Regions from separate parts of the Homo sapiens genome. Here region 1 is linked to region 2. Evidence: chromatin loops called from intact Hi-C (ENCODE). Cell type or tissue: PC-3. All regions are shown on one strand. Each heading gives the region's core, and the rest is flanking DNA. Links, peaks and the distances in the headings are about the cores only.

Region 1 (10,587 bases), core at 1,889-6,888, 140 kb before region 2:
TTATTCTTCATAGATCAATGGCTGCTTTAGAATAATTTTATATTCCTGTGTTAATGTTTGCATTATAGAAGAATACTGACTAAATTTTTTCTGTGTGTACTTTTGCCAGTAGGCTATAGGTCTAGTGCTAGAGAAAGTAAATCTACAACATTAACTGTGCCAGAACAGCAAAGAACAACTCATCACCGCTCACGTTCAGTATCTCCTCATCGCGGCAATGATCAGGGAAAGCCGCGTTCACGTTTACCAAATGTGCCATTACAGAGGTAGGCTTTGAAATGGGCTCAGTGTCCCTGACAGTACATTTTTATTATAATGCAGTGTAAATTGCTGCAAAACTAACTGAAATGAAAAAATAGTTTGGTCAAATTATTTTTTTCAGAATTAATTGTAGGCAAAATTTTTTTTATTCTTTATCCAACCTATGTGGCAGTCTGTTGTTTAATCTGAAGAAATTTCCCAGGGAGCAGAAGTTGTTTATGTCCCAGGAATAGTTTTTGAATAATTGTCTTGTATTCTCTTTGCTAGTTTTCTTTCTTGTTAGAAAAAAATGGTAACAAATCAGAATTGTGGAGAGAAGTGGCGAAGAGGATAAGGTTAAGAGACAGAATGGACTTTGAAGAGATTTAGGATTGTCTCTTTGAAGCACTTTAAATGCTTGGAAACATAAATAAAACATATAGTGCTCTACTTCATTTTACTCTGATATACACTCCTGAAATTGTAATTAATTATGCCGATAAAAATTGATTTTGATAGAAGTATGAAAGAAGGTTGGAGAAATGCAGCCACAGGCAAAAACTCATAGAAAACAAATACCCTTAACTCATTGATAAGTAGGTTTTGATTATGATGCAAATACTTTTCAGTGTTTATTTGCATATTACTCTCAGTTCCTTCACTTTAGTCTGTCTGCCTGTTTTGGGAAGATGATACAATTTGACACATAAGAATTTTGTAATCATTTTAGGAGTTTAGATGAAATTCATCCAACAAGAAGGTCACGTTCTCCAACCAGACACCATGATGCCTCCCGAAGTCCAGTTGATCATAGAACCAGAGATGTGGATAGTCAGTATTTATCAGAACAAGACAGGTATTTGTCAAAATTATGATCTCAACGTTATGAATTTTTTGTTCTGTTTTAATATATACAGATATTGTGGCATAGCACATTAGAGAGTAAAAGTATTTATCACTCAAAAATGAGCTGCTCTCAAGCAACAACTGTTAACATATTGTAATAGAAATGTAACTCTAGGAAATATTTGGCTAATATTATATTGTTATAATTATCCAATTTCTTTTACAAAATCAGAATTTATGCTTAGACAGCTTTAAAGGTACAGCTTGTTGACTTAGATATTGACCTAAATTATAGAAGGGAGTCTGCATAAGGAGTTTTCAAATATTTTATTTATTGTGGGTCACAATATTTGAGGTATGAAGTAATCATAAAAATTATGTTATTTATATAATTTAAAACATTGTGGATACATGCCATTTGAAAGTTAATTGCAGAGTTTCTATGAGAACTTCAATAATAATGTTTCTGTTATATACTTCTTTTCATAAAATCTCTTTCTAGAAAATGTCTATAGAATACAATTATTGAGATGGGTTCTTATGGGGATATGTGCTTAGATTTAATTCTGCATTTGTGAACTAATATTTCACGGAAATAATTACTATAAGTCTACATTATGAATCTGTTGCTCTGCGTGCCCACAGACTTTCTTCTTGAAGTAACCATATACCTGTACAATTAGCCTGATTATAAGCTCAGGATCTGATTTAAGGTTTTATAATACCCACCTTGTTGAATATTCTCTTCTGGCTTTTTAAAATGGAGAAACTTTCAGTGAGGAGAAGGGTCATGATAGTGGTGCTAAATAATTTTTCGCCATGGAGTCAAGGACACAAAGTAGAACTTCTTAACCTACCTAATTGCCATCCTACTGTGGAAAGTAGCGTTGTGACCTTCAAGAATGGAGTCACAATAGGTACTAGGATGAAGAGCTGCTCTGAGGAATAGGATTCCAGACATCTCAGCTTGAGTTGAATGAGGGCTATTTTATCAACATTCATTTGGGCCACCATGAATTTAGGTGAGGAGGGAAAACACAGGGCTACTTGACCAGGGCAGTCAATATAGTGAAATTAATTTGGATATAGATAAAGTATTAATTGTAAAATAAAAATTCTAATCAATTATATTGTTAGTTGGTTAATAAGAAACATAATATGGTATTGCATTTTCAGTGGCTATAAAAGCCAAGAAAACTATCACGCTTTAATTTGTTATAAAGTTATAAAAATGTTCAGAATTCCCATTAGTATCAGGCCAAATTTATAGTATTAAAAAAATACTCAGTTGTCTATAATTGGAAACAGAGTCCTATATCTTATTTGAGGAATATTTAATTTTGTTTTGTTTTAATATTCTATAAAATCATTTTGAAATACAATGGCAAATCAGCAACAGCTAGGACTTCAACCATAATATTTGTACTTTATTGTTTAAATTTTTTAAATGCTTTTATGTTTATTTTTGTTTAACCTCTCAAGCAAATATGCTAGTGCAGACAATCTGGTTTCTTCCCTTTTCATGTTTTCATTGGCATACCATTGGCATAACCCATGTCTCATAATTTATCTGTTTCACTCACCACCCATCCTGTCTGTGCAGTGAGCTTCTTATGCTGCCCAGAGCAAAACGAGGACGAAGTGCAGAATGCCTACATACTACCAGGTAAATACAGGGATTTGGTAATGGTGACTGTGTGTGATGACTCTCTTTCCATTCTATTATTCTTCCGTCTCTCCCTTAGTGGTATTATTACAAGCAAGTCAAATAAATTTCCCAAGTATTTGAAATTTGTTTTGTTTTATATTGAGGTTATGGAAAAGGTTCCAAATATATTTCAGTTCCGATTCAGGCTGACTGCTTTGCCATCTGTAGATTCAAAAATCCAGAGACTAGTGGGCCTCTCTGGGACTGTTTGCGTTCCTAAAACTGAGGAACCAGTTTCTGCAATTAAAATTCTAAATGCTCACTGTGAGTGCCCCCAACTTTCCCACACATATTCCTGTCTAGTCACAAGAGGTCTAATCTGTGTATGGCAGTGTCATTGTTTCATAATTGTAAGTTTGCTCTGTTTTAGCCTTTTTTAATTTCCTTTTAGAATTTATTGTTGTTTATATTCTGTTTGCTTTTGATAAAATCTTTAACAGTTCACTTTTAATGGCTGAGCTTCAGCTTCTTTCTTGATGAAAAGTGAAGATATTCAACCTGATCTTAACTATCCTAGCCCACCAGTTGTCAGAAATGCTGCAGTACAAACTTTCCCACAAAGGCATATAACAGTATGAATGCCTCTTTAGAAGCGACAAAAGATATAATTTTTGCTTCTAAATTGGAGCTTAGAGCCTGATGCTTTATGTTAATCTCATTACATCTTTAATTTCATATCCAAGTAAAACTTCTTACAGATTACTCATGGAACATATTCTATAAATACTTAATGTATATTTGAAATGAATATAGAAGTTAAGGAAGTAGTAAGTCAGTGAAACAAACTAACACAAAATAATCGAACTCAAATATTTTAGCCAATAAAAAGCAAGAGGAAAGAGAAAGAAAGAGGTATTACCGCAGTACTTGGGATGCAAAGACAAATGCATGATTTATTATGTCTGTGTGTAATATGTAGTTCTGCCCAATAATGCAAACAAAATTGGGCTAATAAAAATTGTTTGAACTTTTTACAGTCTGAAGTTATACTACTCATAACTACTGCCATGTTTGCTTGGAGTGCCACAGGAAAAAATCGAGGAAATATTAGTTCTGCTTGCTGAGAAAAAAATGTAAAATCATGCATATTGTAAAAACCTACTGAAGGTCAAAGCATGAACTATCCAGGTTTATTATTACTTGTTCTTGACAAACAGTTTCTTAAAATAATGGTTTATTTACTAATTCTGAAAGTTTTCTCACACTCCTCTTGATGTGACTAAAGCTTCAAAAGAAATAAAAAACATGCACACAAAACAAACACAAAAAAAATCCTTATATTTTAAGCTACTTAGTGTGTGCCTGGCACTCAGTGTGTGAATATTTCTAGGATACTCACACCAGTGGTCTAAATATAATAACTAAAAATATTTTTCTTTCCCTTATTTTGTACTTGTAAAATATTATATACTTATATAATATTATATAATAGTTGCATCATTTTATATAATCTTATACTTAAGATTGGTGCTTTGCTAATAATTCTGAGCTCCACAAGTCCTATTTAATAGTCTCTGTATGTTGACTTTGCATTTCCTGATTTAAGCAAATAATCATATTTGTATGTATACAATTTAAAAATAAATGAGTATTCAGCGAGGCAGATAACATCCTGTGGACAGGTACTACGACAATAAGATAGGGAGTGGAAGGAAGCTGAGCTAGCCAAATGTGTCAGTGCGAAACATATGTCACCAGTGTCTTTTCTCCTTCCTGTCTTTCATTCTCTAATGTGTAATGCTAAAAGTATGGAGATAGAGACAACATGAGTTCAAAAATACGTGCATGTATGTATATATAATCTCTTCTGTGTTTATATTCATGTATTTATAAAAACATTAATTTATATCTGTATAAAAATGAATGTCAAAATGTGTACATATAAATAACCACAACTTTATATGGATATATCAATAATATAGTTTGGTTTCATATAAACTATGGACACTTATTATTTCTATAACTATCCATGGCTAAAATCTAAAGCTTTCAAAATACATCATACCATGTTCACTTAGGACTTATAAAAATAAAATCTGAGGATTTACTAGTCTCTAGTAAACATAAGGAAAATAACATTTATTTAATAACAAGCACAGTGTTAAATATTTAATGTACTTTGTCAATTTCCTGACAATAATTATATGTTATGAATATTATTATCCTGATTTTAGAGATGAGGAAAAAAGCTACGAAAGTTTATTTTACGACTAATAGAGTAAGGATTCAAAATCAGATCTATTTGATATCTTCTGTTTAACTAGTTTTTCCAAAAATATGAAAACTTGTCCTATGAGATGTTTCACCAATAAGAGTTTTTGTGAGTCAAATACATTTTGGAAACTTTGCAACTGAAAGTGTCTACCTTGAAATTTAATACACACAGCATATTAAAGTCATGTTCTAAAGAAATCTGTATGTTTAGTTTCTTTTCTCCCAAATTGTTTAATTTCCCAACCTTTTTTTAGTAAAACGTGTCTCGAGGAAGTGGTAGTATAGAGAAAATGCTATAGTTGCCTTACTGTATCCTACTGTGTCCTAAATATTGTGTACATGTTACCACACACCCCTGTTAAGTGGAAGTTATTTCCCACATTTTGTGGATGTAGAAACAGGCTTGGAGACTTAATCGAATTACCCAGGTCACAGCCAATAAGTGGCAAAGCCAAGGCAGGAACTTGAACATTCAGACTATAAATTTTGTGCTATTTTCTAGCTGTTTCCCATTCTATGTTGATCCCATTCTTGAAAAAAAAATCACTTTTGAAGCAATGCTTAGAAAAGTTTTATAGCAACCTATTACTAAAGATATTTGCCTGAGGTTAGGAGTTGAAAAGAAGAGTCGACTGTCTAGAAAGGAGGCTAAATCCTTAGTTTCAGTAAAATTTGTCCTCAACTTGTACTTAATAAGGAGGAAGCTGAAGCGGGCAGATCACTTGAGGTCAGGAGTTTGAGACCAGTGTGGCCAACATGGTGAAACCCCGTCTCTACTAAAACACACACACACACACACACACACACACACACACACAAATTAGGTGGGCATGGTGGCAGGTGCTTGTAATCCCAGCTACTTGGGAGGCTGAGAGAGGAGATTTGCTTGAACCCAGGAGGCAGAGGTTGCAGTGAGCCAAGATCACACCATTGCACTCCAGCCTAGATAACAAGAGTGAGACTCTGTCTCAAAAAAGAAAAGAAAAGAAAATGGCATTTTAGTTCATTTTTTAATTGAAGTTTTAAGGGATTTCCTTTGATTTGATCATTAATATAAACATGATTAAACCAGTGAGGTGTTTGATGTTTAGGAAGCCTTTGATAAATGTTTATTCCCTTCCCTCTTGATTATGCTTTACTGCTAGCTGAGATAGATGATGGATTTTCATAATTAGTAATTAAATTTATAGAACATTATTAAATTATCAAAAAAAATATGGCTGGACCTAGTTTGTCCTTCATGGCATAGACAGTCCAGAAACCCTCACAGATTTTAAAGGAATCAGATGCCGTTGGGCCAATTTTCTGCCAATTCAAAATCCATATTCTGGTTTGCATCTAATGCCTATCTTACCCTACTTCCAAAGGAAAATTTCCTGTGGTTGGGTCTGGATCCAGACAGAAGCTGATAAGTAGAAAGAGCTTGCTCCTTTGCAATCACTTCTTGGCCTTTTTCTGTTTCCTTTTTTTTTGCTGCAGTCTGGTACTATGACCAGCTTTGTCCCTGGAATGCTAGTCAACACTTTGTTTTGTTTTAGAACATTAAAATTCTTTTAGTCATATTGTAACTCTAAAATTATATAAATTAGTTGATTTTTACTTTTAGCTATGAGTTTACTTTCGTAGAAGTAGGCATAATATTAAATCAGAGATTAAGTAGCACATTTACATATTGATCAATGATAATTCATAGAGTTTGGTTAGCAGGTATTTTTCTAATTCAGATAATTAAATAATAATTTTGAGTATTTTATGAAGTCAAGTGTCTATGATTTCATATTTTAATAATTGTAGTCTTCCCTTCAAATAGTTATTGTGGTTCTTTTGAGAAAAAAATGACCAAAGATTTATCTATATAGCTTTATAGGCCTCCTACTTTCTGAATATCTTAATAAAATTGGTTTCATATATATTTTTCTGTTTCCTGCGTGTTTGTGTTGCTACGTTCCAGACATCTTGTTAGGCACTATAAAACATTACCTCCCAAGATGCCTTTATTACAGAGCAGTTCTCACTGGAATATTTACAGGTAAGAGCCCTAACAGTGAGTCCCACCCAGTTATAAAGTAATTCCTAATCCCTTGCCTACTAAAAATAGAAAATTCACATTCTAATAAAATATTAAATAGGAAATTTACATTCTAATAAAATATTCTTTTGAAATAATTATACAGTGAGAGACATTAAATTAATGATATCTAAAATCGTTTTAACTATAAAACTTAGTACTAGAATAATTCTCTGAATGACATCTACTAACTCAAATGTCAGAATTCTAGTTGCTTTGTCATTTGTATATTGTTGTACTTGTTGATTTTAATTATAATTTATTTTATTTTATTTTTGTGTAATTTTAATTTGTGGAGCTCAATTCTGCCTGCACATACTAAGACCAAATCAGTGACTAGACAGGACATTTCCCTTCATCATGAATGCTTTAACTCAACAGTATTGAGATTTACTGATGAAATACTGGTTAGGTAAGAACATTTGGAAGTGATATCTTCCGTTTCCCTTGTTTATTGTTGTGAACCAAAAAAGTTGAGTTGTAAAATTATTTCTCCTCTGATGTCCTTCATTTTGTTTTGGTGTGGCATCTGTTCCTGGTAATGAAATTTTAGGCATTTTGTTTTAGTGCTTTCTGTATCCAGTTTTTTTCATAAGTAGGTGTGATTTAGTCTCATTTTTCAGTCTGAGACACTTTTAAAAATTATGCAAAGCAATTTAAGCATAATCTTTGTTTAGCTTCATTTTCTAAACAAAATTTTACACTGTCATTCTGTCAACTCTCTCACACCCTTATGAACTGAATCCCAGTGATTCTACATTTTGTGTAAAGGGGACATTATTTTATGCTTTACTCTCTAACATGGTCTTCCTTTCTTTGTTTTCTCTGTCTTTCTCTTCTACCACTGGATGCAATGCACTGGCACTAGTGAACTGCAGCCCTTTCTTGACAGGGCTAGGAGTGCTAGTACCAACTGCTTGAGACCAGATACTAGTTTGCATTCACCAGAACGAGAAAGGTATAAAATAAAGACTTTCTTAATTTCTTATCATTTGTACTAGTGATTTTTTTCAGTCACTTTGTTTTGTTTCATGACAGCCTTACAGGTTTATTCATTCATGTATACTTTGCTAACTGTCTACATTTCCCCTTCCCTTATTATACATGTCTATTTAGAGATATGCGTATGTGGATAAACCCAAGGGTACACATACACATATTTCTATGAATGTTGTTGCAAATGGCGTGGTGTAATTTGTAACTGCTTCTGGCTGCTGCTTTTCCCCTTTTGTTGCTGTTCAGTCATTTTATTGACTATTCAGGAAACCTTCAGTATGCTGATAATGTTATAAGGTCCAGTGAATTATCCGAAGGGGAGGATCACTTTCCTCTTAGTACCACTGATAAATAGTATTTATAGGTTTAACAACAATCTTCTATAAACTCATAACAGGAAGTATTTTTAAATAGAATACTTCCTTTGTATATCTACATTCATTTTTAATCAATCTACTCTTTGATATAATGTTTTACCTTAAATTATACTTTGACAACAAAAAATGATGTTATTCATAAATTTCCTGATGCCTAACAAAAAGAAATACATATATATGTACACAGACAATTTTGCTTAAAACTTTAATTAATAAATTCTGATATATTCATTGATGTTGTGTTACACTATCTCCTAGCTGTAAGCATCTAATTTTTCCACTGTGATGGAACTCTTTTAATAGACTTAGTTATAATTTTAATAGACTTAGTTATAATTGATAGTCTTGTTTATAATGGCTATCTCTTTTTAATTAGAAGTCATTCAGAAGACATTTGCATACTACCTCTTTACAAATCCTGAAGAAAAATATTTAGTTGTACTAATGTAACCCGCTCCTCCTTCTTAGTAGGCTACTTAAAGCTTTTCTTTAGGTAACTTTCTAATCTGAGTCTATTCATTTATTTATGAGATATTTATTTCTGGAATTGAACAATAGGTACACGTGTGTATATACCTTGTTTTAGTGCCTTAAGAATTTACTTTTAAATTGTGTATTCTTTTACATTTGTAAACTGTGTAATAGAAAAAAGTGAAATTTAATTTCTGTCTTGTATCCCTTTACTTTTGTAATATAAATTTTAGTTGAAAGGACTATAGAGTCTCTAAAATCATAATTGGAATTGTTTTATCATTCTCTTTAGTCAAATATAACCCCTTCCCCAAATAATTTCAAGAGTAGCAAGAAAATTTTAAAATATGTTTAGTTATTATTTTCTTATATGTTTCTGGTTAGTAGTAAAACAAGGATAGAAATTCTCAAGTTAGTGGAATCTTCTGACCATAGCAGCCTGACATTTTTAATATTACCCATATCAGTGCCATCTGATAGAAACATAATGCAAGCTGATACTTTAATATTTCGTAGTAGCCATACTAAAAGGATTAAGTTAATTTTAATTTTTAACCCTGTATATTCAAAATATAATTTTCACATGTCATTATTATACAAACTATTAGATATTTTGCACTCCCTTTTTTACAGCATAATAAGCCATAGATACTAAAGATAGTTTGTACTTGCACCACTCCCACTTTGGACTAACCACATTACGGTGCTCATTGGCTTCATGTGGTTTGTGGCTCCTGTACTGGACAGTGCAGGTCTATTCTTATGGTGAGCCTGTCTAGCATATGTTCCCTTGTGACACTGAAGCCACAGAGTTTATAAATCTCCATGTTGGCAAATTTAATCTGTCAGATAATACCCTTAAAGCAGGTCAACCAGCAGGCAAATAATCTAGGGACAGTTATTGTACAGATTGTTGTAAAGTCCAAGTGGGTGTATTTACCTTGAATAAAAGAAGAAAAAATATTGAAAACATATATTCACTCTACATATTGAATAAAAAGGAATTTTTCATTTAAAAACTCAATGAAACAAGTCTTGGTATTATCAGTGATCCTAAGTTTATTGGGATCACTTTATTGCCAAGAAGAACAGCAATTATTTTATGTAATGTAAAATAAACAATTATTTTATGTAATGTAAAATAAAACTTAGATAAGGTTTCATCAAGTAATTACAGAAGCTGTAGATGCTTATTGGTTTGGAGGATAGAGACTACAAGTACCCTTTGTGAACACGCCTATGAAGCAGCTTTGAAGCAGAAGATAACAATATCAAGAGTGGTGACTTTGTTATCTTTGGAGAGTGCATCTAAAGCCCCTAGACAGTATGCGGAGAGTATGAGAAGGGAGGCTTAGAGGGTTTTCGAGGCTACTTAATTTTTCTAATTTACCGCAGGGATTATTGTATTAATGCCTAATATATACATAGTAGATAAAATGTTAGAGCAAATGTTTTAAAAACTTAATTTTATATTCTTAAGAGATGAACATTATTTCTACAAATTTGTCAACTATGTATGGTCAAACGATTTTGATTAACATTTACATGCCTTTATACCAACTTAACTCCTAACCTTTAACACAAGTTTTCTGTTAAGATAAAGGGTGAAATTGTCAAAGCACACTCAGTACTCAATATAATACTTTTCTAATGATTCAGAAGATAAA
Region 2 (10,587 bases), core at 2,434-7,433:
CTGTAGTCTGTTACGGGCTCTCCTTTTTGTTTTAACTGCACATAACTGCAAAGAAGCTGAAACACATCTTGCTCCTTTCCATTTGCAGGTGATATACAAATAGGAATGGAGGACAAAAAGGGCCAATTAGAAGTGGAAGTCATTAGAGCACGAAGCCTCACACAAAAGCCTGGTTCCAAATCTACACCTGGTAAGGAGAAGTATTCCTGAATTTGGTGAAGGGACTATTTAATAGGCAAACAAATAAAAACATTTGCTGCATTTGAATTTCATATGCTCTGTTTTGCATCATCTGATTGATTAAAAAAGCAGTGTTTCTGTGTTCTTTGATGTTATTAAAACGGATTTGGGTTTTCCTTGCACAGTTATTCTTTCAGAAGGTGTTAGGAAGTATGTTATAATATTTTTTTTAAAGTTTAGTTATGGTCGTTTCTTAGCTTGTGTCAATTATTTTCTTTTTGCACACTTAGAAAGGCAAAAGAAAAAAAGAATATAGTTCTAATCATAAAAAGGTAACAATGAGCTTTAAGATATAAACCTGCATTGTAACCCAAGTAAGTCAAAGTCTTCAAATAACTTTGTATACATTGAGTCAAAATGAGGAAAATGGCAGTAATGGTAACATATAGATTTAAGGAACAGAATTTATGGAGCAATGGAAATTTTAAGTAATTTAAACAGTCAATGGGAAACTTTCAGTAAGCATCTCTAATTCTCTAATAGGGAATTCTCTAATTAAAAAAATAGTTGAATTTAAGGAATAATTTCTTATATGTTAATATACCTTTGTTTAGCTCCATATGTCAAAGTATATCTTTTGGAAAATGGGGCCTGTATAGCCAAGAAGAAGACAAGAATTGCACGAAAAACCCTTGATCCTTTGTATCAGCAGTCTCTGGTTTTTGATGAAAGTCCACAGGGTAAAGTTCTTCAGGTCAGTAATAGTTTGTTTGGCTTTTTACATTGAAATGTCTGTTTTACCCATACATCGAAGAGATGGTCAAACACAAAGAGAATAAAATTTGGTAAAGATAAATGTAGGATAATATTCTTGAGTAGACAAAATTCAAATGGTTAGTTTATAATATAAATAATATATAATATCAAAAATATTTGGTGGGTCTAATAGAGAACAATTTTATTTTATCTCTCTCTCTTCTTGTCTTTTCTCTCTCTATCCTCTCCTTCTAGCTTTGCCCTGTTCCCAGCCCTCCTCACTCCTCACTAGATAGATAGATGATAAATAGATAGATAGAGATATGTCCTCACTAGATAGATAGATGATAGATAGATACAGATATAGCAAACAAAACAATGTTAATAATAGTTGGTTGAGCATTGCTATATACCAAACATGGGGTACAAAGAGGAAGAGGGAGAGGAAAAGAGAAGTGTGCAGACACCAGCAAATATTGAGCCCTGGTGGAGTACCAGATGCATTTCTAGGTGCTTATATACATTATTTAAATTTTGTAACTAACATGTGCAATAAGTATCATTATCCCCATTTTAAAGATTATGTCTGAGATTCAAGAGGTAAAGTAATTTCACAAAATTACTCAGTAAATTTTAAAGACATGATTCACCACCAACTCTGCTTGTGTAAAACAGGTGAATGAGTTCAGTTGAGAACCTTTACAGACGACTGAAGTATTAGAAAATAGAACCTGGGAGTATGTGAAATGGAAGGCTTGTCTGACACTAGTAGCCAATAGAAGTTGACCTAGATTGTGGTAATTTTTAATGATCTAATTGAAATATTAATCATCTAAATCAAAATTGGCAGGCAAGTCCTCAAAAGGTACCAGCTCACAATTATTTTTTGACCTACCCCTTCACTAAAAAGACCATAATACGAAAGAAATCAAATGAATACTCTCATTCTTTGTACATACTTTCTGGTACATACATTCCATGGTATACTGAGTTGGATTGCTCATCTTGCCCTCCTAAATTGCACAAATTTTAATTTTTAGATTTTTATGGTCCTGTACATCGCTAATTAGATAGTAGTTACACAAGAAAGGTGTTGCATTCATATAAAAATACTCTTATGTATTTATTTCTTTAACATGGCTTATGTAGCTAATACTCCTCATTGACTAGGAACACACAATCCTTCATTCCATCAGACTAAAATTATTGTGAAGTGTCTATGAGCACCTTAAGGTTAGTGTATCTTCTTATCTGTGCCTTCTCCTTGGTGATAGTTGTATTCATTATTCTTTTCCTCTGCTTCACTGACTGGCCCACTTTTACAGCATAGTTGCTTTGAGCCCTTCGAATGTGAAGCAGAGAGAAGTCCAGGTAATGTTGCATTTCTCTATCTCTGCAGGTGATTGTCTGGGGAGACTATGGCAGAATGGACCACAAATGCTTTATGGGTGTGGCTCAGATCTTGTTGGAAGAACTCGACCTGTCCAGCATGGTGATCGGATGGTACAAATTGTTCCCACCGTCCTCACTGGTGGATCCCACACTCACTCCCCTCACCCGGCGGGCTTCCCAGTCATCTCTGGAAAGTTCAACTGGGCCTCCCTGTATTCGATCATAGTGAACTCATACCAGAGTCATTCCAATAAAACTCTACTTTTCAGGATAATAATCTGAACCAGATATTTCATGATCGAAAGCATTGTTGGAGACAGACAATCAACTTGTGTTTTGCCTGTAGTAGTTTTTCAATAATATGTCCCAATTGTTATTTAAAACATGGCTTCATATGACAGAACAAGGCAATCTATCAAATTTACAGGAAGAATCAACATGCTGGTGAGAGTCACTGATGCTTCTAACAAATAGAAAAAGAGGAAACTTTAAATCCACGCATACACGTACACACACACATGCACACACACACACACCAAATTGAACAAACTGGAAACTCTCACTCTGTGAAAAGTTGTATTCTACACATTTCTGCACAGACCACAAGCAGTGTTATTTCCCTGATGTTTGAGTTGTTTTGTTCTTTTGTGTGTTTTGTTTATTTGTGTGTTGTTTGTTGGTTTTCGTTTCTTGAGTTTTTGTTTTGTTTTCACCACATCTGTTATTTCCACTAGTTTTTTTTTGGCTGTGTCATGACAGGCCTCATGATGCTAACAGAGATTCTTCCCTTCTTTTTTCCAAAAGCACCAAAAAAAAGGGCTGAAGTAGTCTCTGTAGCATCTCCCCAAAGTGTTAAACAGCTACATAAGGTGAAGCCAAGGAAGGGTTTCACTAGCTTTCATTTTATAATTATTTAAAGTCTTATGTGTGGATACCCAAGAGACAAAAAGTTATCTTCCAAAATAAATAATCACAGAAGTACTTTTTTAATGAAGAGCCTATCTGTTTGCATTCTAGAAAATTAATTTATGGTTTCCATTGTTTTGCATGGAAGACTTTTAAAGAAGTCAATCTGCAACTAATGCTGGGGACTAAAACTAACTGCATAATTGTACTTTGAAAACACTCCTTGTAATGCCTTTTTCTTCCTGATATTAAAAAAATGCTCATGTGTATAAACCATACTTTGACTTCCCAAAAATGGTGACTAGGAATGGATTTGAGCCTAAGACACTTTGAGCTATGCCCAGGCTTCTCAGCCATACCTCAGTGTAGACACATCCATCTGCCCTGGAAAGAGCATGGTATGAGCTGTTCAATATTCCACTGGAAATTCCAGTTGAAATATTCTGCACTAAACTATTGTTTTTATTGAATTTTAGTTTACATTTCTTTGAGATTGATGCAAGCACAAAGCTTGATTTTTTAATGCAAAGTATCTTACTTTTTGGGGGGAAAATAAACAAAATGAACTTTCAATTTGCATTTTCATTTAGTTTCTCTTGGCCTTGAATTTCCCTTGTGACATTCTGTACATGTGCTACAAACTGCAGTCTCTGCAGGTGCATTGATATGTTCTCCCTCCTTTTATGAGTCACTCCACTTTTGTGATTACACAAATAGAGCAGCATGACTTGGAACTGTTCAGAGCTGCATGCACATTTTGTAAAAAAAAAAAATTTTAAAAAGAAAAGAAACAAAAGGTTATTTAATAATGTATGTTAGTTCCACATAGGCCAGCTTGTATGTTGCATGTACTTGTACAGTTTGCTTGTTAATTACTATACCGAAATAACCAAGAAATCTAAGCCATCCACTTTTGTTATAGACATTTTGCAGGTTTTAGCCAGACTCAGTCTCTGGGTCTGTGGTGAAATGTCTATAGATGGACTTTATTTTTTACCCTCCGGAAAACGTGATGTAGTACGGACCAAATTCCTTCTAATAAATATTTTGGTGTAGATTCCTACTGTGGGGCTGTAACACATGTAGACACTGTGTACACACTAGGTTTTAATTCATAGACATACTGCCTGCACCAAGTGAATTATTTATTATTATTTACACATGCCAGAATTATCTGCCCATCATTCCACAGGGCACAGATTGACCACTGCTCACCATGCTGAGTAGGAGGAACTGAAGCATTGGTGCACTTCTACTAGATTCCGTTCTGTCTTAGTGGCCAACAATCAACTGATTATAATTGGGTAGTATCTTTCTATTTTGACCACTTGTCTTAACACTCCCCTGTGCTTTTAAATGAAATTCCAATTCATGTATGTAAACATGTTTAATAAAATTTACTTTTCATGTCAGTCAGTAGCCATATGTGTTCTATGTCTTGCCAGATTTCCATTGTGGGTTCTATGGTGCAAAATGGGAGCCAGGCCATGGGAAGGGGAGGCTGGGGTTTGTTGTCTGCTGCGGGCATTTGACTTGACTTGTCACTGCACTATATTATGTCTTAATCGATGGCCCAAAGGGTACTTTGCATCACATACAAGTTTTCACTTCGTCAGCCTGTCTAAGTGAGCACATGACTATACTTCTGAAAAGTGGCATTATTAAAAATAATAAATCTCAGTAAGAATCAAATGGAAGGTTGTTTTCTGCTGCTGTTTGAATGTGCTAATAAAAGAGACAACTCTATTGTCCAATTGCCAAATTATTTCAAGTTACGTGACATATCAAAAAATTGATTCCTGCGTCTCTCGTCATAGTATATTTCCTCTTTCCATCTTTTTCTTCTGAACCCATGACTAATTTATATAACTTTGGTTTAGAGGAGACCAATTTAACAAAAAATAAGCACTACATTTACACTGAATTATCTTTAATAGAATCTTAGATAATAAAAGTATCTTCAAATATAGATAGATATCCAAAATAATATATTCAAAGAGACATTATTAACTTTTTAGGTTATTTTATTATTTTTTCTTACCTGAAAGTGTGCTCATGTATTTAATAATCATCGCCTCTCATGAAACACTTGGTAAGCACTACTTTCATCTTGCATTGTAGTAAAATAACTTTTGTGATCTAGTCTTGTCTTTCTAAGAGCTCTTAACTTTTTATAGACCACGCTGGCTTTAACTTGTAAAGCAAAGTAAACACAGTTACATCAACATAAAATTTGAGGCAATAAAGAGTTTGGAGACATGAATGCATCAGTTATTTATAGTTTTTAAACAGTTGACTGAATTTTACCCTATTAAATCATCCATTTGTTTGGTCTACAAGACACAAGATTATCTGTTAGGCTGGGTCAGTAAGAGGCAAAAACAACTGGTCAGTTCAATTTAAAACAGTCAGATTTAAAGCTGTTTGATGCGCGTGCATTAAGAAAGCTCAGAGCTGGGTGAGGCCAGGAGAAAAGTCTGCCACTGAAACAGGTGATGAGAGTGGGCTTCAGAATTATTGTCTAGACAGAAGGAGAAGAGCAGTAATCTTGCTTCAAACCATATAAAGCTACCCGGTGTTGGGATTTCAGAGCCTACAGTCATGGGAGGAAGGAACCTGAGGAAAGGCAATTTTGCTAAGTCTTCATGGTTTCTTGCTGACTCTGACAACTTATTTCTTGAAATCCCAGCCCCATATGTATCCCAGATAATATATTATCTGATTATACTTAACCAACATTATTAAGAATTTTGTTAAGTACTAGGTATTAAGTACTTAGAATATAAAGTAGCCCTGTATTAAAGTAGCTCCCTGTGTATTGAAAGAGATCATTATATATATATAAAGAAATAATTATGATAGCATACAGTAAATCCTCAATGTCATTAAGTTCTGAGAAACTGTGACTTTAAGTAAAATGACATATTAAAAAAACTTTTTTTTTTCCTCTGTCAATGTTATCGAGGACCTGCTGTACATTGTTTCACTTAAAATCACAGTTTCCAAGATCAGGTGATTAAGTTAGTCCAAGTTAGGACTTACTGTATTTGATTTGTATACAAAGGCTATGGGATTATATTTACTCCCTCACAACAGTCCTATGAGGTAAGTATAGGACCCCTATTTCTCATAGGAGGCTCTGTAGCTTAGACAAGTGAAGCAACAAGCTAAGGTCACATATGCTGAGAGATGAACCAAAGTCTGACCAACTCGGGATCCTGCCATGCTAAGTGCTCTTTGTCCTCTACTAACTGCTGACAGTTAAGCTACATATTAAAGAATGAAGAGTTCACGAGGTGAGAAAAAATCCTAAGCTATTTCTCTGTGACGAGGCAGCTCCTGGCCAGCTTGGTCTCCCACAAGTTGCCTGAACGACTCTGCCTTACGATGGGGGTGGGGGATAGGAAAAGGAGGCAGGTGGGCTCTTCTCCATTCCCTGAAACCTCTTTGTAAGCCTCTCTCTCTCTCTCTCTGTCTCTCTCTCTCTCTCTCTTCCTCCCTCTCCCTCTCCCTGCTCTCTCTCCCCCCTCCCCTGACCACTCACCATTTGCACTATCAAACTTCATGAATACATAATATGCAGACTTCAGGAACAGTTTGAGTAAAGGAGATAGAACAAAGAATTATTCTTTAAATTTTCAAAAGTAGTTTTGTCTACCCTGCCTCCTCCGATTACCCCACCTGCTGCTCATTAATAACCCCAGTCTAGGTTGTCAGACCCAATAAAACAGGGGTCTCCAATCCCTGGGCCACGGACTGGTACTGGTCTGTGGCCTGTTAGGAACTGGGCCACACAGCCAGAGGTGAGCCAGGCAAGTGAGCTCTGCCTCCTGTCAGTTGGCAGCAGCAATAGATTCTCATAGGTGTGTGAACCCTGTTATGAACTGTACATGGGAGGGGTCTAGGTAGCGTGCTCCTTATGAGATTCTAATGCCTGATGATCTGTCACTGTCTCCCATCACCCCTAGATGGGACCATCTAGTTGCAGGAAAACAAGCTCAGGGCTTCACTGATTCTACATTATGGTGAGTTATATAATTATTTCATTACATATTATAATGTCATAATAGAAATAAAGTGCACAATAAATGTAACGCACTTGAATCATCCTGAAGCCATTCTCCCCCTGGGTCTATGGAAAAAACTGTCTTCCACAAAACCAGCCGCTGGTGCCAAAAAGGTTGGTGACTGCTGCTCTATAGCTCTTACCACAGAACTCCTTTAATTAAAGTATATACCTATCTTATCACATACTTGGTGGTCAATTGGTTTTTGTAAATGTAAATGTATTAGTTGGATTAAAAAAACCCACAATTGTCCCATCATCCCAGCAGAATCTCCTTTGGATCATCTTGATCCATGCCTAATGCTGAACAAATATCTCTGACCAGAAAAATGAAATACCTTGATAGACAGGCTTGTGTCAAGAGTCCAGCCCTGGATCTAGGAAATCCAGGCAGTTGCACCCAAACCACATAGAAAAGTTAGGGTAGTTCTCCCAAGGCAATATGGATGCTACTAGAAAAAAGAGAATGCTTCTGCCTTAGAGAAGGACATGTTGGGAAAGTTGTGTCTGCTCTAGATCCATTTTTTCTCTTCTCTCAAGACCTAGGAAAGGTGGGACAAAAATTCTCAAGATTGGCCACATCCAACCACACTCACTCTGATGACACTCATCTTCTCCTCTCTTCCAAATTATGGAGCCACTCATCTGGTGCCTTAAATATTTCTAAGACTCCAGACTGACATTTTGAGGAATATGGCATTATAATTATATCTATAGCACGCAGGAAGACATACGGCTAACATAAAATACACTAAAACATATCTGTTAAATGGAATAATAATAACACCTACCTCATACAATTATTTTGAGGATTAAAGTAAATAGTAAATATTACATTTTTAGGACAAAACCTGAATTCATAGTAAGTGGCTTAATAAATGTTAGCACCTATAACCATTATGCATAAACCTAACTTTGTGAAGTCTAAGTTAACCTTGTGAAGACTTCATATGAACACAAAACTCTTGGACAAATCTGGCCTTCATTTCCTGATCATTTATCTGATCCACCACCACTGATACAATGTCCCTTTCCAGTACTGGTAGATAAAAACAGAGGAGGATTTGTCGTCTGTTCAGGTGATAGGAGTGCTAATTTCAATAGCCCATATCACATAATGCTGTCTTCAGGCCATTCTGTGCATCTTTGTCTTCAGGCCATTCTGTGCATCTTCAGTAGGGCTGGTTGTTCCTTCCTTTTCTAGACCAACCTTTGCATTTAGTGAGCACCACCTCTTAGAAGCAGACAGAGAACACCCTCTCTGACCCAGCCCAACAGAACGAGTCTAGCTTTAGAAAATGTGCTTTCTAACCACCATTTTCAGTGCCATTTCCTGGATGATTTCATTAGCAAGCCTCACAATCTTTCTGTTCCAGAAATTCTCAGCCTCTCAAGGTTCTCTAACTGCCTTCTGCAATGCAAGGTTCCCAACCTATTCTCTACCTGCAAATCTGCTCCCATATCACTGAATTCTCCCCAATTTCTCCAGGAGCAGAGGAACTGAGTCGTTTCACTGAAATTACCACCTTTTTCTTTCTCCTTTTCTGTATAGTCAGTCTAGGTTCTCTCTTCAGATGCTGGATCATCTCTTTCATCCTCCTTTGCATGTACTTTAATTCTATCACTCCTTTCCCTATTTATGTCCCGCAACATGCAACTGCGGCTTTTCTGATTATGTGTGTTATCTTATCTATTCATTCCTCTGCATTTTCCAAGTTCTATCAATACATAAAATCATCAGAAACCACACGCCTACATCACTCTAGCTTGTTCCTGCCATCATGTTCACTCCACCCTAAATTCATGTTTTTTCCTAATGTTTTGCCTTTGGTTTTCATTGAGTGTTTATTAAAGATGCTTCTTGCATTGGCTATGCGTTTCTGTCAACTATTTTTTCCAGTATGTCACTGAATACTTTTTGCAAATATTTTTGTATGATTGTTTTACATTTTATTATTTAGTGTCTGCAAAAAGAATTTTTTTCTACTGAGTGGTTGTGTTTTCTTCTACTATAGAGTTCTTTTTTAAGACAAAATATACTATTCTTTATTTTTATCATAGAACAGGCATTTTCAGTCTGTTAAAAAGTATGGAATGGGATCAAGTGTAATTTTAGAGGCTTCTCATGTTTCTTTTTTTATTCCAACTTTTATTACAAGTTAAAGGGTACATGTGCAGGTTTATTACATGGATAAACTGCATGACACTGAGGCTTGAGGTGTCAGCAATCTCATTACCCAGGCTGTAAACATAGCACCCAACAAATGGCTTTTCAGCCCATGGCCCCTCCCTCCCCTCACTAGTGATCTCAGTGTCTATTGTTCCCATCTTTATGTTCATGTGTATTCAGTGTTTAGTTCCCACTTATAAGCGAGAACATGCAGTATTTGGTTTTCTGTTCTTGCCTTAGGTCACTTAGGATAATGGCTTCCAGCTCCATCCATATTGCTGCAAAGAGCATGATTTCATTCTGTTTTATGGCTGCATAGTATTCCATCATGGTGTATATGTACCACATTTTCTTTATCCAATCCACTGCTGTTGGGCACTTAGGTTGATTCCATTGTCCTTGCTATTTTGAATAGTGCTGCAATGAACATATGGGTGGATGTGTCTGTTTTGATAGAATGAATTCTTTTCCCTTGGGTATATACCGAGGAGTGGGATTGCTTCTACCATAGGGCACTTAACTTTTCATATGCTTTGGTTCCCTTTGGTGCCTGGTGATACCTATAGACTCCTTCTCAGAATAATGAAGTTAAACTCCTTTAAAAAGTACATAGGAGGAAAATGAAGCCAATTATATTGAAAGAGTTAAAAACATTTTAACAACAAATTTTTGGTCTGGCGTGGTGGCTCACACCTGTAATCCCAACACTTAGGGAGGCTGAAGCGCGCGGATACTTGAGCCCAGGAGTTTTGAGAGACCAGCCTGGGCAATATGGCAAAAACCCATCTCTACAAAAAAAATAAATAAATAAAAATTTTAAAAAAAGCCAGGCACGATGGCACACACCTGTAGTCCTAGCTACTTGAGAGGCTGAGGCTTGCAGATTGATTGAGCCTGGGAGGGAGAGGCTGCAGTGAGCCTTTGTCACACCACTGCACTCCAGTCTGAGTGACAGTGAGACCCTGTCTCAAAAAACAAAATAAAACAAAAATTTGTCATCTAGCAATACATATGACTTCTTTACTGAGGTATTAAAAGAAATCTAGTGACAGGTCCAATAACTACAGTGTTTTTGAAGCTGTGATGAGCATAAATACTAGTTGATATTATGAATATG

Evidence for each region. Peaks named below come from ENCODE experiments on the same cell type or tissue, not always from the same donor. Only the 100,000 strongest peaks of a DNase experiment are listed, where the experiment ranks them.
Region 1: it touches region 2 in a loop (4-fold over the local background); 6 of 110 quality-filtered maps call a loop at or near these places.

The regions. Positions count from the first base shown.
Region 1 is chr6:72,258,016-72,268,602 of GRCh38, forward strand. It overlaps RIMS1 (regulating synaptic membrane exocytosis 1), which reads left to right. Exons shown (of 34, transcript NM_014989.7): 17 at 110-266; 18 at 971-1,096; 19 at 2,690-2,752; 20 at 6,960-7,037; 21 at 7,375-7,488; 22 at 7,945-8,034. Among named protein-coding and RNA genes, the nearest start is that of KCNQ5, 360 kb to the right of the region's middle. In PC-3, for the core only: no CTCF peak of the experiment used is centred there; no DNase peak of the experiment used is centred there; H3K27ac peaks cover 751 bases.
Region 2 is chr6:72,398,161-72,408,747 of GRCh38, forward strand. It overlaps RIMS1 (regulating synaptic membrane exocytosis 1), which reads left to right. Exons shown (of 34, transcript NM_014989.7): 32 at 89-190; 33 at 795-934; 34 at 2,336-4,985. The coding sequence ends at 2,554. Among named protein-coding and RNA genes, the nearest start is that of KCNQ5, 220 kb to the right of the region's middle. In PC-3, for the core only: no CTCF peak of the experiment used is centred there; no DNase peak of the experiment used is centred there.